Linked DNA regions of Homo sapiens: region 1 is linked to region 2. A link is a loop called in an ENCODE intact Hi-C map of the cell type or tissue named here. Cell type or tissue: B cell. All regions are shown on one strand. Each heading gives the region's core, and the rest is flanking DNA. Links, peaks and the distances in the headings are about the cores only. Region 1 holds the start of LINC01913 (long intergenic non-protein coding RNA 1913). Region 2 overlaps MTA3 (metastasis associated 1 family member 3).

Region 1 (16,154 bases), core at 2,647-10,646, 790 kb before region 2:
TCTCAACCTTAACTTTCTCCTCTGTAAAGTGGGAATACCACACAGCGTTGTTGTGAGTCATATAAGCAATGACATACATAAACTACCTGGGCTCTGCCAGGCGTGGTAGCTCACACCTGTAATCCCAGCACTTTGGGAGGCCGAGGCGGGCAAATAACGAGGTCAAGAGATGGAGACCATCCTGGCCAACATGGTGAAACCCCATCTCCACTAAAAATGGAAAAATTAGCTGGGCATGGTGGTGTGTGCCTATAATCCCAGCTACTCAGTAGGCTGAGGCCAGAGAATCCCTTGAACCTGGGAGGCGGAGGTTGCAGTGAACGGAGATCATGGCGTTGCACTCCAGCCCAGGTGACAGAGTAAGCAAGAATCCGTCTCAAAAAAAAAAAAAAAAAAAAAACTACTACCTGGGATCTACTAACACTCCATAGCTACTCTTTTTTTTCTTTTGTGAGACAGGTCTCATTCTGTCACCCAGGCTGGAGTGCAGTGGCACCATTCTCAGCTCACTGCAGCCTTGACTTCCCAGACTCAAGCAATCCTCCCACTTCAGCCTCCTAAGTAGCTGGAACTACAGGCGCACCCCACCATGCCCGGCTAATTTTATTTTTTGTAGATACAAGCTCTCATTATGTTTCCCAGGCTGATCTTGAATTCCTGGACTCAAGAAATCCTCCCATTTCTGGGCCTCCCAAAGGGCTGGGATTACAGGTGTAAGCCACCATGTCCAGCCTCCTTTCATTATTTGTTTGACATTTGGTTACATATTTAGAAACAATCTTATTTTACAATAAAATGTTATACTTCTTTCTTTAGGCTTAGAACATGATATTTATCATAGGTAATTTTCCAAACCAATTTACTGGGGAAAGTGGGGAGCATAATAAAAGGTCTTAATTTTGCATAATAAAGTATATCATTTGTAACTAGCATATATATTGGGCCAACTTGTCACAGAATTGCAGCAACTGCAAAAGCCAGCATCAAGCAAATAGCAGCAGCTGGACTCAGAGTTACCAGAGTGGCCTATAAACGTGTCATGCAAAAAAAAAAAAAAAAAGTCATATTTGCATGTATAAGTCAACTGGCAGTATATTCCTGATGTGGTCCACCAATGTCTGGATGCCCCCTATAGACTGGCACTCCAGCTGATTGAGACTGCCAGCCACTCACCTTGCCTGGTACCTGGTTTTTCTCATGGCCGCTGCCCTGGGCAGCAGCTGCCCACAACCCAGGGGCTGGCATTGACCACACCAGTATCGTCTAACAGCCTACAGCACCTACATGTCTTTTTCTTCAGAGCTGTGTGCCTCCTGAGTCCTGTCACTAAATCCCAGTTTCTAGCGCCTCCGGTCTAGGTTTGCTTTGGCTGGTTGTTGTTTTTTCCAGACCTACTCTGAAGCCACTGAGAACATATGCTTACAGGTCTACAATATCAAAATACCTCAAGTGTACAGTAACACTCAAACTTGCCTTCAAGAAAAGGGAGCCTTGTTCTCTCAGCAAGCCCTGGGCCCCAGTGCTGGGATTTGTCTCCACAGGACGTCAAATAGGTCAGTCTCATCCATTTAGTGCAACAAAAACCAGTCAAACCAGTTGTTTGGCATCATGTCGACCAAGCACAAATAAACTAGAAAACAGATGGTGACCAAAAGAAAGAGAAGCTACACATTTGCGTAAACTGTGGGTCCTATTATCTCTGAGAGACATGGGGCACATTAAAATTTAGGCTATGTCTAACCAGTTTCCCCAATCAAGATTACAGTGGTTTCAACCTTGTATGGGGGTGATGAGGGCTAAGCTCTGTATTCTACGCGCAGCGTAGGAGTTCACTCAGCCCCAGCCACACAGCTAGTGCCTTCCCTCTGCAAACATTCCACAAATGACCATAAACATCCCACAAATGACCATTTCCATGTGAGCTTTTTAACATTTGGCCTCTCAAGCCTTAAGAAATTCTCCACTCTTCAATTTCTAAAAGTAAATCACATTTGGGCATTTTACAGAAGGTCAAGAAGTTTTGCCACCTACATCAAAGACATACATCTTTCCTTCCCTCCTCTTACTTTTGAAATGATAGCCAAATTGAGAGGAGCCCTTCAAAGTCTTCACAATAAGTCTTGCACAATAAGAAAAGGTTCTCTGTGTGATCACTTAGCAAACAATTATCCATTTCCTTCTCTTTGTCCCAGATTTAGAGCCTAAAAATTCATCTTTTGTTTGATATTTATTTTGAGATGAAAGAATACTAGATAAAGATGTATTCTCTGATTTGCTAACATGCAGACAAAGTTTTCCCCATATTCGTCCAGTTACTGAAAGGGAACCCTAATCCACATGCTATTATTTTCCATCAGTGGACTTTGTCCTTCATCTATCTCCTTCTTCCCTTCTTCCTCCCACTTAGTCTAGACATGCCTCTTTTAAATGATCGACATGGTTGACAAATTTCCATGTTATTTCTTTGAAAAAGAATTGTTTCTCTTTGTTATATACGTAGAAGAAGATTAAAGTGTACAACTTATCAATGTTTCCTACTGTATTATTTCGTTTTCATGCTGCGGATAAAGACATACGCAAAACTGGGAACAAAAAGAGGTTTAATTGGACTTATAGTTCCACATGGCTGGGGAGGCCTCAGAATCATGGCAAGAGGCAAAAGGCACTTCTTACATGGCAGTCGCAAGAGAAAATGAGGAAAATGCAAAAGCAGAAACCCTTGATAAACCCATCAGATCTGGTGAGACTTATTCACTATAAGGAGAATAGCAGGGGAAAGACCAGCTGCCATGATTCAATTACCTTCCCCTGGCTCCCTCCCACCACACGTGGAAATTCTGGGAGATACAATTCAAGTTGAGATTTGGGTGCGGACACAGCCAAATCATATCACCTACTGAATTGCTATTATTGCATGCAGTTTTTTTTTAGTAGTTATCACATTCCAAGAGGAAACACTGTCACTATTCATAAATTTACCACACACTCAATTTATTTCTCCCATATTTATTCTACTAAATCTTGAATAAGTGACATTAACTTTTTGCCTAATTTTTCTCCCTTGAAAACAAATTGTGTCTAGCTTGAGTTTTGTCTTCCAAATCTCCACATTCTAAATCCTCATCCATCTGCCTATAATGAATAGTACTTATGCTCCCCCCACTTTTTGAGTGTCTCTTTCAAAAAATCTTACCAGAGATACAAAACATTAACACAATGTTTAAACCTGCTGATGTGGAACAAGCATGAACTTTCTGTTCAAACGCACTGCACAGAACGAGCCTCAGTCTTCTCACATTTAAAGCAGTCAGATTCATTAGACTTGAGAGACAGTCTCTGAGTTCCTCTGCTACTCAAATTTTTATTTATCCTTAGTCATTCTCACAGGACAAAGGCTGCAGGAACCTTCTGGTAGAAAGAAACAAAGACAGGAGAAATCAACAGAGACAGAAATGGAACAGTAGCAAAAAGGAAGCTGTCCCAGATCCAGGCAAGAAAGATGTCTCAGCCAGGGCAAGCCCCATCTGGGGAAAGGAGCTCTTGTCCTGTTGGTTCCTCCCAGCCACAAATACCAGCACACGTGTACACTCCACATAGACAAACCCCACTCTGCAGATACACACACACCGCACACATACACAGCATCAACATCCACACAAAGAGCTGGCTATGGCTCCTTCTCTCGAGTTGAGCCTGTATTTGACAACTGTTGAGGAGGCGGAAGCTGGGGGTGGCCAATGAATAAGAAAACAAAAAATGAGCTTTGTGTGAGAGTTCACTGGGATCTTACAAAATGTCTTTTTAATCCTGGAACTATTTTCTGTTGTGTGGGAGGAGAGGAGCAAGGGTGATGCCTGGAGATGGAGGTCTTGAGGAGGACGTGTGCAAGTTCCTAGGGAGGGCAGAAATCAAAAATGAAAGTCAAGGTCGGGTGGATGACACAGGGTAGAGAGCCAGTGAGTCTTCACAGCACCCTGGAGTCAGAAGGATCTGCTGGTTCTGCTCAAGGCTGGGATGCACTTTACCTAGATCCTGGAAAGCAACATAAATCACTGCCTTGACTGGCCACAGCTGACCATGGGGATGGGGGTGATGAGGGCTAAGCTCTGTATTCTATGCACAGCATAGGAGTTCACTCAGCCCCAGCCGCGCAGCTAGTGCCTTCCCTCTGCAAACATTCCACAAATGACCATAAACATCCCACATATGACCATTTCCATTTGAGTTTTTTAACACTTGGGCTCTCAAGGCTTAAGAAATTCTCCACTCTTCAATTTATAAAAGTAAATCACATTTGGGCATTTTACAGAAGGTCAAGAAGTTTTGACACCTACATCAGAGACATACATCTTTCCTTCCCTCCTCTTACTTTTGAAATGATAGCCAAACCCCAGCGGTTTCATTGCCTGGGAGAATGCTGTGCCACACACAACATCTGTAAGTAGTTAATTTTCCAAATGGGAGATGGTCACCACAGATGCAGAACTTTTAAAAATAAACATCAGAAAAATATTACTCCAGCAAAAATGAAAGCCTAGAATCCACGTGAGTGGGTGGGAGGTAGCTGGCGCAAGGTAGATCAAAGCTGCATCCTAGTCTGCCTGGCCATGCAAAAGCAAGAAAAATAGAACCACAGAACTTCAGAGCAAAAAAAAAGAAGGACCTTTGGGGGGTATCCTAGCTCCCATATAATAGGGAAATTAAGGCCTGGGCCAGGAAGTGAGTGCCTATCTGTGTTGGACTGGAGCTCAGGCTGAGAGCTTTCTGCTCTAGAATAAGCCTCATTTTTATTAGGGTATCTTAGCTTTTTCCCTTTTAAGAAAAATAAAAATCCTCTGACTTAACCACGGCCTTTAGCCCCTACATGGGGCCCTTTTGAGGTGGGCGGGGGACTCTGGTCCTGGCCTCCTGAGATGGGTGTATCCCCTACCTACACCCCTCATCATGCATGCCCTGCATCTGGATGGCAAGCCATGAGAACCCAGGACACTGCAGAGGCCAAGGCTAGAGCAAGACTGACAAAGGCCTAAGAGAGGGAACTCCACTTGGGCAGCTACTTCTTATCTATTTTATGGAATGAGGTGGCCAAGCTTGAGAATCTTGTGCCCTGAGACTAAAGAAAGCCTGATCACTGTGACCAGCATGAGTTATAGAGAGGTTGGGGCAGGGCAAGCTGGACATCCAACTGCACCCACATCCTCCCACAACCATTCCTCTCCTGCCTCAACATGAGACTGGTGCCTCTGGACAGGAGCAAAGTGAGGCACAAAGTATGTCCCCTACACACAGACAGGCACAGAATAGGCATTCAGTAAACCATAGTTCAGCCAGGCAGGATGGCTCATGCCTGGAATCCCAGCACTTTGGGAGGCCAAGGCAGGCGGACCACCTAAGGTCAGGAGTTCAAGACCAGCCAGGCCAACATGGCGAAACCCCATCTCTACTAAAAATACAAAAATTAGCCGGGTATAGTGGTGGGCACCTGTAATCCCAGCTACTCAGGAGGCTGGGGCAGGGAGAACTGCTTGAACTCGGAAGGTGGGGGTTGCAGTGATCCGAGATCACACCACTGCACTCCAGCCTGGATGACAGAGTGAGACTCCATCTCAAAATAATAATAAAATAATAAACTGTAGTTGTTTCGGCTTGGAGTGAAATGGAAGAAATATGAGGGACAGATAGCACATTTAAAGGGATCTATTGTTCCAGCCCAGATGAGCCCCTGGACATTCCTGTGTGTTATGCTTTACCAGGTGCCTTATCACTGCTTTATCCATCTCTTCCCTACAGGTGGTTTTCTGCAGGGAGGCTCCAAAAGACAGAAGCTGAGTTCTGCCAGAAGAAAAAGGGAATGGAATATGTAAAAGAAAAGGATAAAAGAAAACTGGGGACAGACAGGCAAGGCTAGTAGGGAAGGGGGAGTGGGGTCTCTGGGGAGAAGAGAATCCTCAACCTGGGAAGAAGGGGAGGCTTGAAAGCAGAGGGGAAAGCTATGGAGGTCTGGAGGGCAGAGGAAATCCCAGATGTGGTGGCCAGCAGGGGTCGCTGATGCCCCACCAACAGCCTTAGGGCTGGGGAAGACTCAAAGGGAGGAAGATTTTCAAAAGCTCAAGTGGGCTTCACTCCCTCCCCTACCCTCCACCGTCCCCTCTGCCCCAGACTCTTCCTTATGGCATTGAGGTCTCTCTTCTAGGGTTCTGGAGGTTCCTTTCCCTGTGATCCTTTTCCTGAAAGTGAGCAAGATAGCCTGGCCAGGCAGCCCTGGGGGTGATGGAGGCAGCAGGTGGGGAGAGGCCTCCTGGATTTGCCCTCCAATGCTGCTCCCATGGGCACCCATGGAAATGGGGGTAGGAGGGCACCTCTGACCACAGGCTGCTGATGGGGTTGGCGCAGGCAGAGGAAGGGAGGGAACTGCTCTTCCTGGCTATCCTTGTCAAATAGCAAATTCAGAGCAGAGCCACAGCGAAGCCTGGAGGTAGAGGAATGCCCCCCGGCCAGCAGTGGTTCAGGGCCGTGCTTAGGAGCACCAAACCTGAGCCTGGGCGCTGCATGCTCCGAGGGCCAATCCCAGCACACACTGTTCCCCCACTGTCTGAGGCCCAGCACCTGTTGTCTAGAATCAGCGTCTACTTGCCTCTAGGCAGACACCCTGACCAATTCTCTACCCTCCTTGGCTTCTCCATTTTCAGTTCTGCTCCTCAGACACCAAAAGCTCCTATCACTACAACCTTCCTCATATTACCTTTTCCAAGATTCTGGCTTAGCCAGTATTAGTTACAGTTCAGGTCAATCAATGTCCTTCAAGAAGAGTTTAGGAAGACCTGTGTGTCCCAAGTCCTAATCACATCTCAGAATGGTTCTGCCACAAACTCTGAGATTCTTTCAAAAAGCATGTATTGATCTGCTCTTGCTTTCCTAGGGCCATAAAAGAGGCAGGCTTATGGAACCAAGTATGTTGCGCCTCTGAGCTAATGGTTCCATCTTTGGAGGCCACTCCTCAGGGTAGTTCTTAACTGACAGATGACCCCCGACATTAGAAGAGATGCCAGCAGAGTCCAGACCTGGGGTAGGACCCTGAGCTGTTTATCCCCAACAGTCAGAAGGAAGGCTGCACTGTCCCAGGGGCACCCAGCCTCCAAATGAGCCTCAAGGAAGGGTCTGGAAGGCCAGACAATACTATGGTCAGATTATGGACTTGGGAATTGCTGCAGATGCCATTGGGGGTAAGGAAGATTAGGAAATTCTGGAACTCAGGAGCTGCCCAGGCAGCCAGACTGCCTCTGACACACCCAGTCCTCATTTGGATTTGAGGAAAGGAGACTTGAGCGCAGGAGAAAGGCACCCAGGAGCCTGTGAGTCGTGCCTAAGCCTCTGGATCCCACATCTGAGGAAACAACTTAATGTAAGCTTTGAGTGGTGCTACCACCGTCGCCTCTGAGGTTTAACCGAGGCGCGATTGTTGCTGATTGAAAACATGAGACCTAATTCCAGCCCCCTCCTCCCTCCAGTGGCAGGCGGAGGCTCCACATCCATTTCCTGCCTTGGTCAGAACTGGCTCCGGAATGGGACAGGGCTGCCTGTGGCTCCAGCTGGGGGAGGCTGAGGTGAATAAAGACAGTGATGGAGAGGGATCCAAGGGAAACCAAGGATGGATGTGAAGAGCTGATGCCACCTGCCACCCATCCAGGTGGAGTCCTCCCAGACTCCAGGCTCATGCCAAGGGAGGGTGTAGGTGGTTGCTAGTGTAAGCTAATCCTGTGTCTGTGATGCCGAAAAAACTATATAAATGCCCATCACCTCTCTGGGGACAGCCCTGCTCCCCAGCCATTCCCTATAAGAAGCTGCCCTTATACAACCACTTTCCCCCAGTCTTGGAGATGGTCAGCTCTGCAGAGCTCACAGAGAAATCAAAGATATATAGGGTGTTATTAGACGGATCCTAGCAAAGGGCAGGTTTAACCAATGCCCTCACATTTTATAACTGAAATTCAGAGCGGTTAAGCAACCTCACAGAACAAGATCTAGTCTGCAACTCTTTGCTTCTTATTTTTTGGGAAAGGGTCTCACTCTGTCATTCAGGCCAGAGTGCAGTAATGCAATGATAGCTCACTGTAACCTCTAACTCCTGTGCTCAAGTGATCCTCCCACCTCAGCCTCCCAAGTAGCTGGGACTACAGGTACATGTCTAGCTAATTTTTTTTTTTTTTAAGAGACATAGTCTCACTATGTTGCCCGGGCTGGTATTGAACTCCTGGCCTGGTCCCCAAGGGATCTTCTCGCCTTGGCCTCCCAAACTACTGGGAATATACACTTGAGCCACCGCACCCAGCCTAGTTTGCAACTCTTGACTCCTGATTCCTGAGTGCTCCTTCTCTGACACCAGAATTTTCCAGAAGGTCTCCGAAAGAGGTCAAGAAATAAGCAGCTCTGATCAAACTATTAAAAAATCAGCTTCAGGCCAGGCACAGTGGCTCATGCCTTTAATCCCAGCACTTTGGAAGGCCGAGGCAGGCAGATCTCTTCAGCTCAGGAGTTCAAGACCAGCCTGGCCAATGTGGTGAAACTCTGTCTCTATTAGAAATACAAAAACTAGCTGGGTATGGTGGCACATGCCTGTAATCCCAGCATGCGCCACCACACCCGGAGTTCTGAGAATTGCTTGAACCCAGGAGGCGGAGGTTGTAGTGAGCTGAGATCATGCCCCTGCACTCCAGCCTGGGCAACACAGCAAGACTCTGTATTTTTTGTTTTAATAAGCTTCAAAATTGTAATAAGTGAGTAGTCAATGTGGCTGTTTGCAGATAAACACACCAACATGTCATTTCATTTAGCATGATCCTGAGGGCCATGCCTCATGGAAAGCCATCCTCACACTTTTCTGTTTCCCCCTCAGTCTACTCCCCTGAGAAATGAAACCACATCCTGGCCTCAGAGGAATGCCTTGAGGTTGCCATGGTAAGACATATGTGCGGTAGTGTCTCACCAATCCTGAAATCACCTCTCCAGCTGACAGTCAAGGACAGGGAAGTGGAAAAGACCCCCAGACAGCCACTGTAGACCTCACAATGTCCGGGTTCCAAAGTTCATGCCAAGCAGTCACAGAAAGGCCTTTCAGACTCATTTGGATTCTTTTCATTCTTGCTTCACAAACAGCTCTAACAGACTTACCCTTCCGAATTTTTGTTGTTGTTATTATTACTTCTTTTGTTTAGTCCCTGGAATATTGGAAGCAGGCAACAAATTAGAAGAAAGATACTGAACTGCTAGTGAGAGGCATACTGGGAATCAAAAAAGTGAGGTTAGCTGAAAGACACAAGATAGCAACAAAAGCACAAATAGGAATCCCAAAAGCATAGAAAGCTGGAGTCATTTTAGTATAGAGATAAATAGCCATGTACATTTCAGTAGACCTGAAGGTATCACAGTGTTCCTGAGTCATCAAAAATAATTTCTATAAAAGGAGTCTTTCCATCCATCTTTCATCCCAAGAATAATAGCACAGCCTCATCCAGTTCATAGGATTTTCACTCCTATAAGTCAAGTAAGTTGTTCTCAATATCAAGAATGAGATTCTCCCTAGGGAATCTAGCCTGTGTTGACTCTTTCTCTTCACATGCACTGCACACATTCAGAGGCAACAGACAGAAGCTCTCTGCATTCCCACCCCCGTTAGCAGAGAAGAATATGACCGTAAATTAGCATAAAGATTCTTCAGAGACAAGGCACAGAAACAATGTATGCAGAATATTGGGGGAATGTCCAAAACACTTGAGCACGAACTGTTTCCAAGCTCCCATAAGCAGTTGAGCTGCTTCTATGTATCTACAAATAACCAACATGCTCCAGATAATCTTTCTTATTTATTAAAGGACACCCAAAGAGCCCCTCTGGGCCACTGTTGACTGATTACATCAATGGGTGGATGGATGGTAAATAAATAAACCTGGTGACATAGCTGGAGTTATTTGAAAACAACAAATCACTTTCCTTAAATACAGCCCTATGCAGACTTTCACTGATTTACACATTCCCCCCAAGGAATCTGCATCAGTGAGACCTGTGTTCATATTTATGTTTCACGTCATTTTAGCTGCTTATATTTTAAGATGACATCCAATATTTAGATGAAAAGTCAAGAACCCATCATGTTGAAGCATTTGAGTATCCAGATGGTTGGCATCAGTAGATATAAGCATTGTGTATCCATTCGTTGAACAAATATTTATTAAGTGTCTGCTCCATGCCCGGCTCTCTGCTAGGCCCTAAAGATCCCAAACTGAGTAAGATTGATGACTCAGTCAACTTCACAAAACCAAATCATCTTGAAGCAGAAGGAAGAAAGCAACTGTAACCTGTGCCATGGCTGCCACTGTTTTAGACACTTTTATATAATATCTCTTTTTGTTTCATGACAAATCTCCAAAAGTCAACCCTTAAACTGATGAAGAAACAAACTCAGAGAGGTCAGATAACTTGTTGAAGCCACACATCTAGCGAGGGTCACAGCAAGAACTGGAGCCCATTTCTCCACACAGCCCGATAGAGGGGCCTGTGGTGGAAGGCAGAAAGCAGACTACACTGACTCTGCCCCCCGCTGCTTGCATCTTTTCAAAAAAAAAAAAAAAAATGACAAGCTCTTCTGAGCCTCAGTTTCTCCATCTAGCCACTGGGATCACATGCCTCTGTCAGAGGCTAGTTGTGGAAATCAAAAGAAATCATATATGTGGGGGCTTCTGACTTTGGATCCAACATGCATTAGGTGCTCAGCAGATGTTTATTACATGGATGGATAGGATCGTCGAACCTTCCTCCACTCTCACCTCCCACCCGCAGTGGTCCTCTACACCAGCATCTGCTGACAGCAGCATCACCACACACTTCCAGAAGTAGGCAGCTCACGACTTCCTGAAGCACCCTGTTTTAGAACTGAAAGGCCTCACTCACCTGGCATCATTGCATTTCTGTGTGCCCAGACTGTACTAAGTGTGGAGAAGACAGAAGACATAGGCCACCCCTGGAAGGTGACAGTGTAGCTCTGGAGACAGTCTGTCCATTCTTGAAATATTAAAAAGCATTAAGAGGGCCAAGCATGGTGGCTCACACCTGTAATTCCAGCACTTTGGGAGGCCGAGGCGGGCGAATCACCTGAGGTCAGGAGTTCGAGAGCAGCCTGACCAACATGGTGAAACCCTGTCTCTACTAAAAATACAAAAATTAGCTGGGTATGGTGGTAGGTGCCTGAAGTCCCAGCTACTCAGAAGGGTGAGGCAGGAGAATCACTTGAACCTGGAAGGTGGAGGGTGCGGTGAGCTGAGATCTTGCCACTGCACTCCAGCCTGGGCAACGCAGCGAGACTCTGTCTCAAAAAAAAAAAAAAAAAAAAAAGGCAAGCATCAGAGAACTTTCCAAGATGCATCATCTTCAAGAACAAGAATGGGAGGCAGTGGAGGTGTGGCATCTCCTCCTTAGGATGCAGAAGCTGAGCCAGCCCCCAGGCCAAACAAGGGTGGCCAGGCCTCTCCCTGGATCCTGGTACTCACAGAACTCTTTGGTTTCTTCATCTCACTCCTCCCTCCTGCTCAGTCACATTTTGAGTTATTGTCCCATGTAATTTCTAAGCCAGCCAGGTATCCCGGCCTTGTGAGACACCAATCTTGCTCTAATGTTTTGAATGTGAACCATCATGAAAAAGTAAGAATGATTAAAAAGGAGATTTTGTAACTATTTATCAATGTCAGAGGGAGCAAAGTCTTTCACATTCTATCACTCTAGCTGGATATCCCTAAAGGGTAGGTGTTTAAGCTCTTGAATCTGGCTTTTCTTTTTTTTTTTTTTTTCTTTTGAGACAAGATCTTGCTGTCACCCAAGCTGGAGGGGGTCAAGGACATGATCACGGCTTACTGCAGCCCCAAAATCCTGGGCTCAAGTTATCCTCCCACCTCAGTCTCCCAAGTAGATGGGATTACAGATATGCACCACCATGCCTGCTTTTTTTTTTTTAAATATATAAAAACAGAGTCTCATTATGTTGCCCAGGCTGGTCTCGAACTCCTGGCCTCAAGTAATCCTCCTGCCTTGGCCTCCCAAAGTGCTGGGATTACAGGCATGAGCCACCATGCCCGGCCTGAACCTGGCCTTTTAGATTACCTTCCAGCTCTTTTGCTTCTAACTGGTAAACCTAGGCAAGTTATTTAACCCCATTAAGCCTTGATTTTTCTCATCGGTAAAATACTTCCTCCCTTAAAGGACTGTAATAAAGAAAAGAGGTCAGCGATCTGTGGTTATGGGGCCAAATCTGGCTCACCGACCGTTTTTGTGAAGGCCTATGAACTAAGAATGGTTTTTACATTATAAATGGTTGAAAAAAATCAAGAAAATATTTTGTGACACCTGAAAAGGATATGACATTCAAATGTCAGGGTCATAAAGTTTAATTGGAATATAGCCACACACATTTGTTTACATCTTACCTGTGACTGCTTTTCTGCTACTACAGCAAAGTTGAATTGCTAAAACCAAGATGTTATAGCCCACAAAGCCTAAAATATTTACTGTCTGGCTCTTTACAGAAAATGTTTGCCAACCTCTGGTAAAGAGAAAATGAAGGAATGCCTAGATGTGCCTATAATAGGGCAAAAACCTTTAAAATGTCAGCTCCGATTTTCTTTTATTCATGTCTAGCTCCTGTCCAGCCATGGTATTTATGCCACTCTGTATTTGCATTAGGATAATTTTTCAGATCATTGCAAAATATGCATTCTCCTACAGAACATATAGGGATATCTATTTCTTAAATGGCATTGCTAACACACAATGCACTGACCTGACCTCACAGAAAGAAAATGGAACAACAGAGGTCCCATCCTTCCAAATGTCATCCACTGGTCTTATCCTTATGGAAATAGACAGTACACGGATCTGGAATGGAAGCAAATAATAACCGGGTCTCCAGATTCCATCGTATCACAGAACATAGAACCAAGAAAGTACCTTAGAAGTCATCTGATCCAGTCACCCCTGTTTTACCAATGAGGAATCTAGACCCAGAAGAAGTTAAAGGACTTACCCAAGAGTACCCAACAACTCTCTCACCACCCCAGGCTCCCATCTTTGTGTCTCTCCTGTGTGAGCTGTTCCCTGAAGTTCTTCCTGAACTTGCACATTGCCTTTCCCTTTGATTTTAAATCCTTGGCTCAAATGACATGCCCGGACTATATCGTGTGATATGAGCTTGAAAAGTAATTTACGTACAAGTCTTGAAAGCAAATCAAGTTTTAAAACAAAGTAGCATCTACTCTGCCCCAGCCTTGACATCTTATTACATAGCAAATGCTGGCTTTTTAATTTCCCTAATCAAGACTGGTCCTATTTAGCCCACCTCCTCAAGGGGTCCCAGCACTAGCCCCACTCCGACGCCTGATGAAGTTCCAGAACAGGTGAGAAAAATGAGAGGGCCCTGCCCAGGGCTCTGGGAGTCGGCCCTCACTGCCTGCCCTTCAGACAGCAAGACAGAAAAGGCATTCATTTTCTTCCTCCACGTCATGATACCAACCGAAATTACCTTTAAATGAGGAAGAAGGTCATTATTTAATCAATAGGATTGCGTCAATTGAGGAAAATTTGTCTCCAGTGTAAACAAGCGGAACGTCTTTGCGCTCTATAAAAACAAGGTTAAATTACTTGCAGATCCGGGCAACGTGGAGAGATGTAGGAAGTGAACCTGAAGCCTGACACACTCAAGGTCTCGGAACCGAAAATAATAGGAATTGTTCTTATTTTTCCAGTGGAATCAAGCACAGAGATGGGCACGCCTCTTTACAGAACCAAAGATTCAGAACTGTGCCTTACCCTTTGCTTATGAGGCGGAGGAGGAGGAAGAGAAAGAACCACCGCAAAGAGAGATGGCAACAAAGGTAAAATGAAGGCCGGGCAGCCGATCCCACTCAGGCTGACCACAGTGAGGGAGCAGCATTAAAATGAGAAAGGATCAGGTCTCGAAGCCCAGCCCTTCCCGCTGAATCTCGTCCTTTGCTTCATCCATTCCATTAAATAAGTCATATTGAAAATAAATTATTATTAATACAACAGTAGCTAACATTATGGGGTCTCACTCCATGCCAAGCATGCCAAACCCAGGTCATGCACGGTGCTACTCGATGTTCACAGCAGCTCTAGAGGTGGGTGCCAGTCATGCCCACTTAGCAGATGCAGAGGAGGGCAGTCGCAGCTGGAGAACGGCGGGCAGTTCTGCCTGTTTCTGAGGCCCCACTGCTTGAACTGCCAGCCTCAGAGCCATCTGCTCACTGGGTGCTCAGCCCCGTGCTGCACGCTGTGGACTCACAGGGGGAAGTACAAGCTAGGCCTGCCCCTAGGGCATCCCCATATCCCTGGCAAGAAGGGGATTTGGGGCATTTACTCCTGTTTAGGGAGAGGCTCAGCTCGTCTGGGAATCCCTGGATGAGCAGACTCTGTGCCTGCTCCTCTCCCGTACCCCTTCCCCATCCATGTCAAGGGCTTTGGCCACAGCACATAATGGGTCCAGCGAGTCACAGTCTCTCCCGGAGGCGGCCCCAAAGACCCCTTACCCACACCTCCTCGATCGCTGCTAGGGTATGAGCTGGAGGCTGTCGGTGGTGAATGGGATCTCTGTCACTCCACAGGCATCTGATGAGGTCTAAATTCCCTGCTCCCTGACAGAACTTCTTGGTGGGGTTATGGCTTCCAGGTTCTCCTCACCTACTCAGGAGACTGGGCTAACACTGAGTGAGGTTCGCTGACACCCTCTGTTCATTAACAACAGGACCAAAACCAAATAAATTTTAGCTCTGGGCTTTTGGACAGCCAGATTCCAACACTTTGGTGGTGGATCCTGACTAATGTTCCTTCCCCATCCCTCCTCCTCCCATCCCCCAACCCACCCCGCCCAGCTCCAATTCTGAAGTGTCTGAATGCGGAGTTCATAAGCTACCTTCCTTCCATGACCATGTTGCCCACACGGCCTCTGCTGAGGATCCGGGCAACACAGTCACCACGGGAGGAGGCCCTCAGTTACCCTAGCAGCGATCTGAGGAGTGTGGGCCAAGGGCTTTGGGGCCTCCTCCGGGAAAACTGTGGCAGCCCAGCCAAGACAGCAAGAGTGTGGCCTGGCCAAAAAAAAAAAAGGAAGCTTTAAAAAAAATTTTTTTAAGTGAAATGAAACATATTTGACCTGGGAAGAAATAAAAGACCTTTCAAGTTGTCAAAGTGACAAATTAGACAAAGAGGCCGAGCAAATGTGAGCTCCTGGGGAGTCCGTCAGAAGGAGCCCAGATGGAATGGACGAGGCTGGGGGTGACCAGAGGGATGCAGACAGAGGATTTATCCAGGTCGGGGTGGGAGACCAGTCAGAAGGCTGCACAAAGCTACACACAGTCTACCCTTTGTACTAGTATTTATCTAACTTGTCAATTTTATAGCCACGTTACCTTCCGAGTGTTCAGGAAGGCAGATATTGGTGCTGTCAAGAGGCCTGGCTGTGGTTTGCACAGCATAATGACAGATGCAAAAAACAAAGGGGAGGGGAGAGGGGCCTTCAGAAACCACAAAAGAGCCTTTGTAATTATGCCTCTGCCTCCCTCGGGAGCGTGCCTTTCCCTCGCTGCAGAGGTGCTCGCTCCAGGGGTGCTCTCTCCCCCTATATGCAGCTGTGCCGGGCAGCTGCACCGGGCAGCTGCCTAGCACACGTCTACCAGTCACCCTGCATGGACTTGAAGGGAGCTGTTACATGACTACCTCTCTTCCCCAGGCTAAATAGCTGCAGTCCTTTAACCTCTCTTCATGGGCCTGATTTTCCATCCCTTTAATCATCCCTGTCACTTTCTGCTGCAGCCTGTACTCACCACAGCCCTCCCCGAGAGTGGAGACACAGCCAACAAGGATCATGGGCCCAAGGGCCTCCAAGAGCTGCTCCTTTCAGACCACCCCCACCATGGGCCCACCCTGCAGCCACAGGTCCTGGGAAGCCCATGGTCATGGAGCCCCCACAGCTGAGTTACTGTGGCTCATGACCCAATTGGAGCTCTTCCCTCCCTGCTCTTGGATATTCCCCATGACCAGAAAGTCATTAAAATCCCACAGTCTCCTCTGAGCTGATTCTCACCATTTTTCTCTTCCTC
Region 2 (16,154 bases), core at 3,425-11,424:
GCTACTCCAGAAATAAACATTAAGGACTAAATGAAGATACCTTTCGGTTAGTTTGGTGTCATTATCATCAGTGTTCACTTTAACGAGGTGTTGTACATCTACGTCTGAAAGAATATGCCAAAACTGTGGGCACTTACCTTACACATAAACATTTCTAATGCTATGGTGACAGTTGTCATCAGTGGTATGAGACAGTATGCCTTGTCAGTAACAAGACTCCATTTTATTTATTTTTGGACAGGAGAATCAGATGAGAGGGAACAATCAAAATTGGAAGTTAAAGTTTGGGATCCAAATAGCCCACTTACGGATCGACAGATTGACCAGTTTTTAGTTGTAGCACGGTGAGTATGAGTATGGCATTATTGAGTCAATAAATTTCTTTATATAAAAGAATTTATAGGTATATGTATTTTTATTTCTTTGTATTCTGCTTTTCTCCCACTGATTGTATTATTTTTTTAGTTAGGTAAGAAAGCTTAATACGTTATGCTGCTTCCTAATTTTATTAATTTCTGTTTTAAATGAAAATAGTTGTATTAATTTTTACTGATTAAGAAAACAGAAAAGTATAAAGAAGAAATTCTTTATACCTGAAGAAAATACCTGAAGTCCCACATCCTTAATAAAAAGAGTCATCCTTTTTACTTGACATAGCTTTACTCTAGACATGGATTATTCAGGTATCAATAAGAATGTGCACCTGGAATTCGCTCACCGCATCCATGTGTGGGTAAGGCCTGTTGCTAAGCATAGCACTTTGCCTTGAGAGCTTTCAACCTGGCTACCTGGCTGGCTTCCTTCCTTCCTCCCCTTTTCTTAAGAGAATGAATGGGACAGAATTTTATTTTTATTTAAAAAATGATAACAGTAAAAGTACATCAGCAAGCAATTGATGAATGAACTGAGGTATACTCATATAGTGAAATATTATTTTATGGCAATTGAATGAATTAAAGCTATATGTAGCAAAGAGATAAACATCACAAATAGTGTTGAGGGTATATACCATGTGATCATTTATGTGTATACAGAGTAATTATAAAATGTTTGCTGTGTACAAAACTATTTTATTAGTGGATTTTTAAATACATTAAATGGGTATATATAGTATATATGATCTAGGAGTATATATAGGGAACTCTAACAAATTTATAATATTTATTTTTTAAAAGAATGAACCAAACATGGCAAAATATTACTATGAGTTAGATCTGGACAGTGGATGCAAGGGTCTTCATTATGTTATTGTCTGATTTTGTGTTGAACTTATTTCACAATGCAGAGGAAAAAATAGTCTTGGCTCATCCTTAGATATCACTGTTCATAGAGCCAGTCACCATGGACGATCCCACTTTTTATTGGTGGCCAGGCATTTGGAGTCCAGAGCCCATCACCTAACTACTAAGTGACTGGATGGAGACACTTGATGAGCATTGTAAAGGGGCCAATCTTGTGGCCCCTTGTTGAGTACAGAATATTGGTCTAGAGTCTCCAGACAGGCTGTCTAGATTGGGGATTGGTTAGGAGACATTGCCATTTTCAAATTAGATTTGTATTCTGTATTTTCATTTTTCTGATTGCCAAGGGCTGTATGTTTCCCCTCAAAGCCAGCATGAAGGACACCAAGGAGTTGGTTCCTAGTATGTTTTTGTTTTCAATATTTGTTTTAAAAAATAATCTTGTAGGCTGGGAATGGTGGCTTATGCATGTAACCCCAGCACTTTGGGAGGCCAAGGCAGGAGGATTGTTTGAGTCCAGGAGTTCAAGACAAACCTGGGCAATATAGTAAGACCTCATCTCTTAAAAAAAAAAAAAAAAAAAAGGGCCCGGCACAGTGGCTCACGCCGCCTGTAATCCCAGTGCTTTGGGAGGCCAAGGCAGGCAGATCACCTTAGGTCAGGAGGTCAAGACTAGCCTGGCCAACATGGTGAAACCCCGTCTCTACAAAAATACAAAAAAAATTAGCTGGGCATGATGGTGGGTGCCTGTAATCCCAGCTACTTGGGAGACTGAGGCGGGAAAATTGCTTGAACTTGCGAGACGGAGGTTGCAGTAAGCCGAGATCGCACCATTGCACTCCAGCCTGGGCGACAGAGGAAGACTCTGTCTCAAAAAAAAAAAAAAAAAAAAAAAAAAAAAGATCTTCTAAATGCAAATTAAGACCACAGTCAAATACCACTGCCAATCCACCAGAATGGTTAAAATTTTAAAGACTGACAGTGCTAAGCATTGATCAAGATTTAGAACCAATACTCTCATATCCTGCTGGTGAGTGTGTAAATTGGTACAGCTCCTTTGGAATACTGTTTGCTGTCATCTAACACAAGTATCTCTTAAGTTTCACTCCTAAATATCTATGCAGCAGAAATGCATATACCTTTGCACCAAAAGATACGTATACAAATGGATTTATGGCACTATTCATAGTAACCCCAAACTGGAAACACATGGAATGTCTGTCAGCAGTAGAGTGGAGGTGGGGATGAGACGTCGTACAACGGAATGTCGCGTAACAGGGAAAATGAGTGAATACAGCTGTAGCTAACAACATGGATGAACCCACAAACGTAATTTTAATCAAAAGAAGCTGGACGTAATATCCAGCTGTGTGATTCTATTTGAGCAAAACTAATCTGTGGTGCTATAATCCAGGGTGGTGGTTCCCTGTGGAAAGGAGCTTGAGGAGCCTCTGGGTTGTGGTCATGTTCTTTCTTGAACTGTATGTTGGTGGCATGCATGTGTTCACTTTACAGTAACTATCTGTTTACTGTGTACTTTTCAACATGTTTGTTGTATTTTAATTAAAATATTTATAAAATTTCTTCCTTAGGGGTCAACCACAATGGCTCATGCCTATAATCCCAAAACTTTGGGAGGCCGAGGCGGGAGGATCACTTGAGCCCAGGAGTTTCAGACCAGCCTGGGCAACATAGGGAGGCCTTGTCTACAGAAAATTTTTTTTAATTAGCCAAAAAAAAAAAAAAAAAATAGCTGGGCGTGGTGGTGCATGCCTATAGTTACAGCTACTTGGGAAGCTGAGGTGGGAAGATTGTTTGAGCCCAGGAAGTTGAGGCTGCAGTGAGCTATGATCATACTATTGCGCTCCAGCCTGGGTGACAGAGTGAGACCCTGTCTCAAAAAATAAAAATAATAAAAATAAAAAATCTCTTCCATAGCAAACATGTTTAAAATACAGGCAGGAAAAGCAGTGAGTCTTCATTTTATGCTGTATGTGTTAAGGTTAGGGTTTCTTACATATTGGAAGGACTTCCAAATCATTAAAATCAGCATTATGGTAATTTCTTTTTAAATGAGATTTTAGTAGAAATCTGTTTCATGTTGAATCCTCACAGGAAGGGGTTGCTACAGTTAATGATATATTGGGGGAAAAATGTAACTGAGTTTTACAATTTGGGCTTAAAAAGTAGTCAAAACTTGCTTTGCTGTAATAGTCAAACTCTGCAGCTGACTTTTTATTTTTTGAGCCAATTTGAATAAATGTTTTACTCCATGACATGTTATAACAGAGCTTCCCTTTCCTTCTTTTTTACCCCCTGCACAGGCTATTTTTTTTCTTGATTTCATGATAACGACCTGTTTATAGTAAATTGGCTTGTCAATTATTATATCTTATAGAGTGAAAATTCTTTTTATTTGATGTTTGATTCTCATTCAGAAACTTGTTTTTGCCTCTTCTTTTACAGTTTTTTATTTACTATCCAAATGTGTTTTTTAAAACGTTAAAAAAACAAACCAAAACAGATACTTAATTCTTCCTTATTGTGTTTGTGGTTTATTCAGTGCTGTTGGGACATTCGCCAGAGCCCTGGATTGCAGCAGTTCTGTGAGGCAGCCTAGTTTGCATATGAGTGCTGCTGCAGCTTCCCGAGACATCACCTTGGTAAGACATGGTTTGAAATTTTGTGGGTATTTATCCTTCTGTTACTTGTTTAATTTTAAAGCCATTGTGGCAATACTGTAGACCGGGAGCTTTTGGGCTCTTAGCCTTCCTGACTGCTAGGTTGATTTGGCTTGGTTACTTGGTTGACTGGGTTATGATAACACTCGTCTGTGAGTTGAGAGTTTTTTGTGTCTGTTCATTAGAAAGAGGGGCTGTTTTTTTTTTTTTCTTTCTTTTTATATTTGGAGATGGAGTCTTGCTCTGTCACCAGGCTGGAGTGCAGTGGCATGATCTCAGCTCACTGCAACCTCCGCCTCCTGGGTTCAAGTGATTCTCGTGCCTCAGCCTCCTGAGTAGTTGGGATTACAGGCACGTGCCACCACACCCAGCTAATTTTTGTATTTTTGGTAGAGACGGGGTTTCACCATGTTGGCCAGGTTGGTCTCAAACTTCTGACCTTGTGATCCACCCGCCTCGGCCTTCCGAAGTGCTGGGATTACAGGCATGAGCCACCACACCCGGCCAGAGGGGCTATTTTCTATATAATTTTATTACATTATAGTTGATATCTTTTAAATCTATTTACTTTTTTCTTTCGGTGATCAAATGAAGCTTCCTATATTCAGTTTAATTTTACCACTAATGGCTGCCGTGGTCAGGCATAGGACCTGGCACTTACTGCTTTCTCTGCACTCCAGAAAAGTGGACCTGTGAGTTTTTTGCTGATTGAAGTTACTTACTGTATTTGATTCCTGTTACCCCTTGTGATAGGCACGGTAGGATGCTCATTTTACACACGAGAAAACTGAGTTTGGTGAGGTTATTTGACCAGTATTCATTACATGTAACAAAAGTTTCAATATTGTTTTCTAATGAAATGGAATACAATATGGGTTTTTAACTTTCTTATCATAATGCCAATTTGACATGCTTTTCATAAAATATTTATTTTGATAATGTAAGAACTCATAGAGGAATACACATCAGATAATAAAAATAAAGACAGGGTCTTACTATGTGATTGCCCAGGCTGGTCTTGAACTCCTCCTGGCTTTAAAGCAGTCCTCTTGCCTTGACTTCCCAAAGTGCTGGGATTACTGTTGTGAGCCACTGCTCCCAGCCTTGTTTCTTATGCATTTTGTGTACTTCTGTACAATTATAGATTGTGACTAAAGCTGTGGAACTCCTTGCCTTTTCCTTTCTCAAAGACTAGAATTGTTCATAGAAGAAAGTTTTGTTTTCTCCATTGGGACATTAATATTTTACCCCAAATTTTAGGATCTCCAAAATGGGTTTGTATTTCAGTTGTTTAGAGCTTCGAGAATATTTTATCAGAGAAGCAAGAGTACAGATGTCATGTTTGCAAGAACTTTAAAAATCAGATATTTCACTTTGGGGGGCTGAGGCCAGTGGATTGCTTGAGCTCAGGAGTTTGATACCAAGGTGGGCAACATAGTGAAACCCCTGTCTCTACAAAAAAATACAAAAATTAGCTGGGTGTGGTGGCATGCGCCTGTCTTCCCAGATACTTGGGAGGCTGAGATGGGGAGATTGCTTGAGCCTGGGAGGAGAGGTTGCAGTGAGCTGAGATCATGCTCATGCCACTTGCCCTCTAGCCTGGGTAACAGAGTGAGACCCTGTCTCAAAAAAAAAAAAAAAAAAAAAAGAAAAAGATATTTATGTGAACCAGAACTATGTGGAATCTAATAACTACCTGTATATATTTTTCCTGGTCAAAGTGATTTTTGCTCAATTTAAAAATTAATGTATATCTGTTATGAAAAATTAAAAAATAGTACAGCAGCAGCCAAAAAAAGCTTTGTTCTCATTACCCAGAGTAGAATGTTCTTACTGTTTTGTTTTCTTTAAGCCCTTTTTTATGCATTATACATAATAATAGCAAATTACAGAATAGTATAGAGGATAATGTAATAAAACTCCATATAAGGGCACCTAAAGCAAATGTTAATATTTTAGTTCTTCAGGTTAAAAAACTTTTTTTTCAACCATTATAGTTAATGTTGAAGTCTCTAATATTCCCTTCTGAGTCCTACTTCCCTTTACCTCTGCCTCCTTTCAAGAGCCAGCCACTGTAACAGATCTGCTATGTATGTAGTCTGTGTTTTTATAGTTGTATTATTTATTATTCCAAAACAACATAAATATTCTTTTGCATATGCTTAAATTTATTGTGTAACACTTGCCATTTGCCCATTATTGAGATCTAGCCGTGTTAATAAATATAAACACAGTTCATTCATTTTAACTGCTTTCTATTATTTCCAATATTCTTGTATATAATACTACACAACATTATTTATGTATTCTGTTACCAGGGAACATCTGGAGTGCTTTCAAAACGTTTTTCTTTTGCTGTGTTACTCATAATGCTATGTTGAAAATTTCACACATATCCCTTTGTGAGCATGTGTGTGAGTTTTTAGGCTATAACTAGAGTTATATTTATATATATAAATTTATATATTTCTTGTGTCTTGTTTTTTCTAATGGTTTTAAAGTTTTCTTCATATTTAGGACTGTAAATCTATATAGAGTTTAATTTTGTGAATAGAGTGAGGTAGGGATCTAATTTTTCTCATATATTAAATTAATTGTCCCAGTACCATTTATTGAATTTGTTTCTTCATGATTTGTAATGCCCCTTTATCATATTTTAGGTTCCTAGATATACTTAGGCCTGTTTATAGACTTTTAATCTATTCTCTTTTGTTTTGTAGATCTATTTTTCCCTGTGCAAGCACCACATTTTAGTACATTTTGATAACTAAGTCTTATGTGAACTTTCTTTTTAACTGTTTTAAATGACCTCCACCGCCCCTATGTTTTCCCTAACTATATTATATAAATACTTTTTTTTTTTTTTTTTGAGACAGAGTCTCGCCCTGTCGCCCAGGCTGGAGTGCAGTGGTGCGATCTCGGCTCACTGCAATCTCCGCTTCCCGGGTTCAAGTGATTCTTCTGCCTCAGCCTCCCGAGTAGCTGGGATTACAGGCGCACGTCACCACACCTAGCTAATTTTTGTATTTTTAGTAGAGACGGGTTTCACCGTGTTGGTCAGGCTGGTCTCGAATTCCTGACCTCGTGATCTGCCCACTTCGGCCTCCCAGAGTTGCTGGGATTACAGGTGTGAGCCACTGTGCCTGGCCGGATAAAAATACCTTTTTAAAAATCACTGCAAGAACTTAGTTTTACCCTAATGTTGCATGATCTTATATAGGTAAACTATTATTTATGTAACCAGTCCCTTGTAGTTTAACACTATTCTTATGAGATACTGCTTCTCAGATTATAACTGGGGATGTGGTCCCTGCTTGAGTGCAAGTGGAAAAGCTTGTTCCTGAGATGGTGGAGAGTTCTCGTGGCAGCTGGGCTGACTTGCCTGAGGTAGAGAGGGCCTGTGTGGGCTCTTGGTTCACAGCTGCAGCAGCTCACTGCTTCCCACTGCTGGTGAATGTGCAGGACAGCAGGTGAATTTCTTTTGGGAGAGGGCAGTTTTAGAGGTTTGGTATTTGTTGTCAGTGAAGGTGATATTTTAAAGAAGCATTTTAAAGAGGATTCTACCTATATACCTTAATTCCTTTAAACATCATTTTATGGCCAAGTACACTGGCTTATGCCTGTAGTCTCAAAACTTTGGGAGGCTGAGGCAGGATGATCACTTGAGGCCAGGAGTCTGAGACAGGCCTAGGCAACATAACAAGACTCTGTCTCTACAAAACAAAACAAAACAAATTAGCCAGGCATGGTGGTGAGTGCTTGTAGTTCCAACTATTCGTGAGGCTGAGGTGGAGGGATCCCTTGAGCCAAGAAGTTCGAGGCTGCAGTGAGCTATGATCATCCCAATGTAGGCAACAGAGTAAGACTCTGTTTCATAAATAATCATTTTCTGTGTAGTTTCTGTAATACTTGCCTCTTATGCTCCTTCTAGGAAGTTACCTTCACACCCTTCAGTGTTTTTTATCTCTCCTGTTTTGTTTCCATTCTGAAGCTTAGTAATTTTGAGGTCCGATTACTTTTGTATCACATATATTCTTTCTAGTTATTTATTACCGTAATTATTTTCTAAAGCAGAAGTAGGCTCAGAGGCTCAGGAAGTGGTGTTTTGTCATGTTTGTATAGCTGGTTTCAGAGATAGGGTTTGGATCTGCACTTGATTCCTCCTGAGTAGTTATCTCTCCTCTGTCAGATTACCTCTTCTATCTACCCTTCCACCTCATTTTTGTTAGAATGACTTGGATTTAAGCGTCATTATTGTCTTTCTTTGAGGCAGCACTGAAGAAGATGTGTTTTTTTGCTTGCAACATTTAAATACCATGGTTTCCTTCTCATACTGCTTTAGGTTCAGCTTTACTTAGACTCTTAGATCCTGAGGCATTTATAAAATTGAGTAGTATGGTTAAAAATTAATTATTAGTATGTTGATAATGAGCTTTGCAGATTGTTTCCCAAAAAGAACATATGAAAGGTTCATTGGTTGTTTTGTACCATTAAATGAAAATGGATTCATCATTCAGTTGAATTTGGGGAGTCACATTCTTTTCTTTGAGTATTTATGGTCCTACTACCCCCTCACCCCGCTTACCTTTTTTTTTTTTTTTTTTTTTTTTTTTTGAGACAGTTTGCTCTGTTGCCCAGGCTGGAGTGCAGTGGCGTGATCTTGGCTCACTGCAACCTCTGCTTCCTGGGTTCAAGTGTTTCTCCTGCTTCAGTCTCCTGCCTCAGCCAGTAGCTGAGATTACAGGCGTCCGCCACCACTGCCGACTAATTACGGTCCTATTCTGATCGCTTTAGCACCTTTTTCTATTAGGTGATCAAACCTTGGATCTGAAGACCTCTTTGAGAGGCCTGCAGAGAGGGCAGGGTTGTGGAACTGCTGAAACCTGATAGCCCTTCCTAAGTGATTTTCTTTGTGACTTTTATTCTGAGGACTTCAATGGGCTGTCAGCATTCCTAATCTGACATCGATTTATCCGAGACAATTTATGCTACTTGTCAAATCACCAATAATGTATTGGGAGCAGGTAATTAAACTGTTTGCACATCAGTAGTTCTCACATCCTCATTTTGAAATCTGTTATGAATATAGTTGAGCTGTGAATTTCAAACACTGCTAATCTAAAATATATAAGATTCATAATTGTTAAAAAACATTGAAGCCATGGGGGCTTTATAGGTTTCACTCGTTTTGTTAAAATATAAGATCTGTTTTATACAATATACAAAGAAGAATATAGGGCTGGGCAGTGTGGCTCACGCCTGTAATCCTAGCACTTTGGGAGGCCAAGGCAGGTGGGTCAAAGGAGTTCGAGACCAGCCTGGGCAACATAGTGAAACCCCATCTCTACTAAAAATACAAAAGTTAGCTGGATGTGGTGGCACGTGCCTGTAGTCCCAGCTACTCGGGAGGCTGAGGCAGGAGAATCGCTTGAATCAGGGAGGTGGAGGTTGCAGTGATCCGAGATTGTGCCACTGCACTTCAGCCTGGGTGACAGAGCAAGTTTCCTCTCAAAAAAAAGAAAGAAAGAAAAAGTAGGTTTACAGTACTTACATTGATCCTTTCTACCATTACCCCCATGGGAACAAAATTCCTTAGAACCAAGGAAATCCTGCATTAGTTAGTAAGTGGCAGTGAGTTAGTTGATGGAAGTTACAGCTTCTGACTCCCTGTTTGGTGGTGTTGGCCAGAGCAAGGTCTGCACTCCCCTGGCTTGAAGAACAGAATGTCATGAGCATTGTGAGGGAGCTGGATCGAAGCCTTAGACCTGCCAAAGTGAAGGTACTGGCTTACACTTTTGCCTGGACTTTGAAGACTAAATAATTTGGGGAGGAGGGGTAAGAATAAAAGAGAAAGAAGTTTTTGAGTTAGTTTGGAGCCTGATGCGCCTTCTAGAGAAGACTGTTTTACAGGTGATGAGCCGAAGGGACAAAACAATACATTGTATAAGGACTGACATTTAATTGGTGACATAATCAGGACTAGAAATTTAGGTTGCCTAATGCCAGGTCTGGTTCTGAGAAAGGCCAAGCTGTGTTGATTTAGGAGGGAGGAAATTGTGTCCTGGAACACCTCTGATTTCTATGTTATATCTGATCTTTTAAAAGTGTAACTGTTGGCCAGGTGCCGTGGCTCACGCCTGTAATCCCAGCACTTTGGGAGGCTGAGGTGGGTGGATCACGAGATCAGGAGATTGAGACCATCCTGGCTAACACGGTGAAACCCCGTCTCTACTAAAAATACAAAAAATTAGCTGGGTGTGGTGGCACGCACCTGTAGTCCCAGCTACTCGGGAGGCTGAGGCAGGAGAATCACTTGAACCCGGGAGGCGGAGGTTGCAGTGAGCCGAGATCGTGCCACTGCACTCCAGCCTGGGTGACAGAGCGAGACTCCATCTGAAAAAAACAAAACAAAACAAAGCGTAACTGTTATTTTATTTTGCTACCTCCTACCTTATATCCTTTTAGTGGCTTTTAATTGCATGTAGGGTTAAAACTTAGATCATTACTGGTACTGTAGTCAACAAAACTATTGAGTTTTGCCTGGCCTCTGTCTATAGCCCCTTTGCCCAAACAGTCCTCCGTCCTCTGGACTCCAGCCAGGCTGTACCCTTCCTTTGGTTTTGTGTCTTGCCACAGGACTTGCATGTTCAGGTCCCTTTCCCTGATGCTCTCATAGCCCCACATAGTTAACTCTGTTTAAAACCACATCTTGGCTAATCCATCACTTTAGGGCAGGTTGCTTTGTGATGTGCTTATGTAGAGAGCCAGGTCTATAATTAAAAACTCATTTTTGTGATTATTTTGTGTCTCTTTCTCTCCTTCCCATTCCCTGCATACCAGCTTGTTATATCCCTTAGTGTAGTTACTGCATCTGTTTTTCCTCACCATTGAATTCCCAGCACCAAGCATAGTGCCTGGCATATATATATAGGTGTTCACTAAATATTTGAGAATGAGTAAATTAGCTTCTTTCTCTGGGACATAGGTTCTTATTGAAATAGGTCATTGCAATATATTGTTTTCTGTTCCTTTGTTTAAGCATTTTAATGTTTTATAGAGAGCGTCTCATCACTAAGAGTGATGTGTATATGTGTATTTGAATTCTAATTTTATTATATCCCCAGAGCTGTACACACACAGTCTGAACACTATGAACTGTAGGAAGTTTTAAGCATACCATGCATGCTGCCACATACCCCTCATCCTTTTTAAGAGATGGGGTCATGCTGTGTTGCCCAGGCCAGATTTGAACTTCTGGGATCAAGCAATCCTCTTGCATCAGCCTCCCGAGGAGTAGCTAGGATTATAGGTGTATGCCAGCATGCCCAGCTGTGATGCACTTAAATTTTGTGTTATATATATTTTATTATAATTTCAAAACTCCTTTTCACCATTTTTAAATGTATTAAGTAGATTCACTCTGGCATTACATACATTCACATTGTTGGTAACTATTACCACCATCCATCTCTGGAACATTTTCATTTTCCCAAACAGAAACCTCATCCCCATTAAACTCTAACTCTCCATCCCCTCTGCCCTCTAGCCACTACCCTTCTACTTTTGTCTCTATGAATTTGACGGCTCTCAGTATCTCATAAGTTTTTCGTTACTGGCTTATTTTCACTTAGCATGTTTTCAAGGTTCATTAATGTTGTACCATGTGTCAGAATTTCCATCATTTAAAAATTGTGTGTGTGTGTGTGTGTGTGTGTGTGTGTGTGTGTGTATAGAGAGAGAAAGAGAGAGAGAGAGAGAGAGAGAGAGAGAGAGAGAGTCAGTCTTGCTCTGTCCCTCAGCCTGGAATGCAGTGGCGTGATCATAGCTCACTGCAGCCTCAAACTCCTGGGCTCAAGTGATCCTCCTACTTGAGCCTACCAAGTATTAATAGCTAGAACTACAGTCATGTGCTACCACTCCCAGCTATTAATGCTAAGTAATAATACATTGTGTGTATATACCACATTATGTTACTTTATCAGTGGCCACTTGAGTTGCCTCTATCTTTTGACTGTTGTGAATAACCCTGCTATGAACAAAGGTGTACAAATGGAGACATTTTTATGATTCTTTCTTTTCCCCCATCAATCTGTAGCTCATGTATGATCCGTGTAGCCCGGCGCAAGTTACTTAACCTACCTTTGTCTGAGTTTCCTCATCAGCAGTGGTAGTAATAATAAAACCTACTTGCTCTGCTTCAGGAAGGTTATGGATGGGCAGGAAGAGGGAGTGCAGCCACACTATGAGTTGCTGATACGTGTAACCAAGGATTCAGAACTCAGTGGAACTGCAGTGGCTCCTCAAAGTAGAGGCAGTTGGGGGCTCCTTTTCTGGGGGCCTTGGATTCTGTGGAGGGCTTAGAGCTGTTTGCAACATTAGCTGCTCAGGTTGGCTGGAAGACAACTGACTGATTTATTCAGCAGTTTATGTACCTTCATTTTAGGTAATGTTTGCAAACATTGGGCCCTTCTGGCTCTTAAGGCCCCATAGAGGCCCTGTCCTTACTGGGAGAGAGCAGGCAATGCCTCAGGGTCCTGAACAAGACCCCTGCGACCTTCCAGCCTCGGAAAAAGGCTGCCGCTGAGTTCCCACATGACATCAACTTGAGGATGAATTGAGATAATTACTTGTAAAGTGTTCAGAGCAGTATCTGGCACAGTGTCAGAGCTCAATAAATATTAGTTGTTATTGTTGAGAAGACGACAATGGTGCATTTGTCTTTTTCACCCATAATCTTTGTTGAGCCTCATTTACTTCTGATTTTATAGCCTTATTGATTGTCTGATAGGTATTTTGTCATGCCGTGTTTATTATTTTAGTAGATTATCAAGTTTAAATATGGTCATTAGGCTATGATTAACCATACCATTTAATATAATTGTTACAAGAAGTCACTGTAAGAGTTAAAAGTGGTGAACAAAGGCTGTTAATATAATCTTTCATATAATCTTCCTCTTAAAACAAGCTATAATTTTTTCAAAAAAAAATTTCCCATCAAGAATAACTTAGAAAAGACAATTTATTTTTTGGATGAGGGAAAGTTGACCTAACAGTATTATTATTCTTCAGATACTAACGCTTTATAAAAATGCTAGCCATCAATCACGTACTTCATTCTGTTTGTTTGTGAGTCTTGTTTCATTTAGGGCCTTGTGGGTACTGGGAATTGAGGATAGTTTAGAAGGCACAACAGAAAATACAGATTTTTTTTTTTTTTTTTTTGGGAGGTAGTCTCGCTCTGTCACCCAGGCTGGAGTGCAGTGGTTAGTTCTTGGCTCACTGCAACCTCCACCTTCTGGGTTCAAGCGATTCTCCTGCCTCAGCCTCCTGAATATCTGGAATTACAAGCACCCCTGCCCCCCTGGCTAATTTTTGTGTTTTTAGCAGAGATGGGCTTTTCACCATGTTTGCCAGGCTGGTCTCAAACTCCTGACCTCAAAGTGATCTGCCCACCTTAGCCTCCCAAAGTGCTGGGATTACAAGCGTGAGCCACTGCGCCTGGCCAGAAAATATTAATCTTTTGATTAGCATTTTAGATATCAACTTATGTCAGAAATCTAGACTTCAAAATGGACATAAAATTGATGGGGATTCGTATAACTTAAAAACCCATGAAAAACTTATCACGGGTACTGTTCATGTTTCCAAGGCTATAAAATTAGAATTAGTACTAATGGACTAGCACTGCAGTAAAAAATAGGAAACACGAAATTTTTCTTCCTGCTAAATACATCATTAAAGCAATAATATTCTACATTACACACACGTCTTTTTGTTGATGATCTATTACAGATGAGTGTGGAGACGCTGCAGACTATCCTAGGAGAATTGTTTGTGTGTTTTATGGTCTATTAATCCATCTTTTCCTTTTAAATTTAAGCTTTAATGAGATTTTTTCTTTTTTGGGGTAAATACAGCCTTTTACTTTTTCTCCTACAAATTTCACATGAATATAGAAACATCAGAAAGGCACTGTAGATTTGAACTTGGGAGAAATAGAAAGAGAATTGTTTTAGCAACTTTGTCTAGGATAATTGGTGGAAAGATTTGTATTTACAAGTATGAGTTAGTGGAAGGCTTGTGGTTATAATTTCTTAAAACTAGCTGGGCATGGTGGCTCATGCCTGTAATCCAGGCGTGAGGCCAAGGCAGGTAGATCATCTGAGGTCAGGAGTTCGAGACCAGCCTGACCAACATGGTGAAACCCCATCTCTACTAAATACAAAGAATTAGCTGGGCGTGGTGGCACATGCCTGTAATCCCAGCGACTTGGGAGGCTGAGGCAGAAGAATCGCTTGAACCCAGGAGGTGCAGGTTGCAGTGAGCTGAGATTGCGCCATTGCACGCCAGCCTGGGCAACAAGAGCTTAACTCCGTGTCAAAAAAAAAAAAAAAATCTTAAAACTTTGTATTTTGTGGTAATACAAAAATAGTGCAAAGACTTCCTGTATTCACTTCATCCAGATTCCCCAGTTGTTACCATCTTTACCACATTTGCTTTATTATTATTATTGTCAAATGACACAAATTAGAGAATTTAGTTTAAGCATCTAATTGGCTTTCATTTATTCTATCTATAAAGTAGAATAAGCATTCTGATGAGCTGAGCAGAGGTGATTGGCTTTATAGACAGGAAAGGGCTGAAGAAAAGCAGAAACAGGGAACAAGAAGCAGATTGGTTGTTTCAAAGTTGCTTTCCTTAAAATAGAGAGGACTTCCTTATGCCTACTCAGGTAAACTGGCCCCTTCTGATTGGTTGCTGTGAATCTTGGCACTAAGCACAAGTGACTGCTTTCTAGTCTGATCTGCTGGGGCCTAGTGCGAGAGCTCAGTCCAAAATAATGGCCTTCCATAAACTCTAACACTATATATATATATATATATAGTTCTTAACAGTTTGAAAGTAAAATTTCAGAATAAATGTCCCTCTACTGCTAAATATTTGAAAGAGTATTTCCTAAAAATAAAAACCAAGGATATTCTCATATATTAGTTCAGTATAATAATCGGACTCAGGAAATTAACCTTGTTACAGTACTGTTGTCTAATCTAGAGACTTTATTCAGATTTGTTAGTTGTCCCAGTAATGTTCTTTATGGCAAAAGAAAAAAAAAATTCTGGCCCAAGATTTCCTTGTGAATCACTTGTGACATTTAGTTGTTGTATCTTCATAGTCTCTTTCATTCCTGAACGATTCGTTAGTCTTTCTTTGTGTTTTATGACCATGGTATTTTGAAGAGTGCAGGCCACTTATTTTGTAGAATGTCCTTCAGTGTGGGTTATGGTTATAATCTGATTTATAATTAGAATAAATTTTTGTTCTACTTAAGTCCATTTTGGTCAGTTATGTCCATCTAGGAGATTATATATTTCCCCCTAAAATTTTCAAATTTAACATTTTTACAGTATTTTTAAACAGTTTGCCGTATTTGTAGTTACAAATAGATTTTCATTCTTGTTATTGTTTATATGTATCACATAACCTTTTTTTCTTGATTGTTTTGCCTGAGGTTTCTTTATTAGTTATCTAAAAGAATGGGAACTTAATTTTGGTAATTAAAAAAAAGTGGTACATATTCTGTTTATTTTTACTCTTATTTTCTTCTGCTTTTCTTTAGGTTTACTCTAATATTCTTTTGCTAGCCTTTTTAAGACCTTTTTAAAATTACTTTTCATGATAAACATACAAGATTGTGAATGTCCCTCTAATTATCACCTTGGCTGTAGCACATATCTTTTAGTATGTAGTATTTTTATTATCATTTGGTTCTAAATATTCACTAATTTGCCTTATAATTTTTAATTTAACTTGTGAGTTAATTTAGAAGGAAGTGTGGCTCATCTACCTATTTTAATTGCCTTTGAGAATGTGGTCAGAGAACATGTGTGCTACCAATTGTTTCCATGTCTTGAGATTTCTGTTAGGGCCTGGAATAGGATCCTCCCCAGTATTTTGCTCCCTGGGCCTTACTGACTCTGGCAACATCAAGGTCTGATGCTTGTCACATCAGACTAGTAAAAAAGGAAACTTGCTGTTTGGCTCGATTTCACCTTATAGCAGTCTAGAAAATACCCTCATGATAAAGGCCAAGATCAGTGTGGAAACTCAACTATTACACTTTTCAGAGGGATCATCACCTCTCCTTGCCTGTATTGGTTCTCCAGTGTCTTCACACAGTTGTTTTCACATATTTGTCTGGTTTGTGCCAAGAATCACAGCCAGGTGGCAATAA

Evidence for each region. Peaks named below come from ENCODE experiments on the same cell type or tissue, not always from the same donor. Only the 100,000 strongest peaks of a DNase experiment are listed, where the experiment ranks them.
Region 1: a loop joins it to region 2, with 27 times the contacts of the local background. A loop is called at or near these places in 11 of 110 quality-filtered maps.

What each region holds. Positions count from the first base shown.
Region 1 is chr2:41,863,866-41,880,019 of GRCh38, forward strand. It overlaps LINC01913 (long intergenic non-protein coding RNA 1913), which reads left to right and starts at 13,690. Exons shown (of 3, transcript NR_033996.1): 1 at 13,690-13,913. It also overlaps the pseudogene RNU4-63P. RefSeq lists a silencer at 5,953-6,052. In B cell, for the core only: CTCF peaks have their summits at 6,047 (motif pointing right) and 6,246; a DNase peak (open chromatin) is centred at 6,046.
Region 2 is chr2:42,655,959-42,672,112 of GRCh38, forward strand. It overlaps MTA3 (metastasis associated 1 family member 3), which reads left to right. Exons shown (of 17, transcript NM_001330442.2): 7 at 242-344; 8 at 3,805-3,904. Among named protein-coding and RNA genes, the nearest start is that of MTA3, 95 kb to the left of the region's middle. RefSeq lists an enhancer at 7,622-7,671. In B cell, for the core only: CTCF peaks have their summits at 7,369 and 7,571; DNase peaks (open chromatin) are centred at 7,363 and 8,013; H3K4me3 peaks cover 352 bases; H3K27ac peaks cover 871 bases.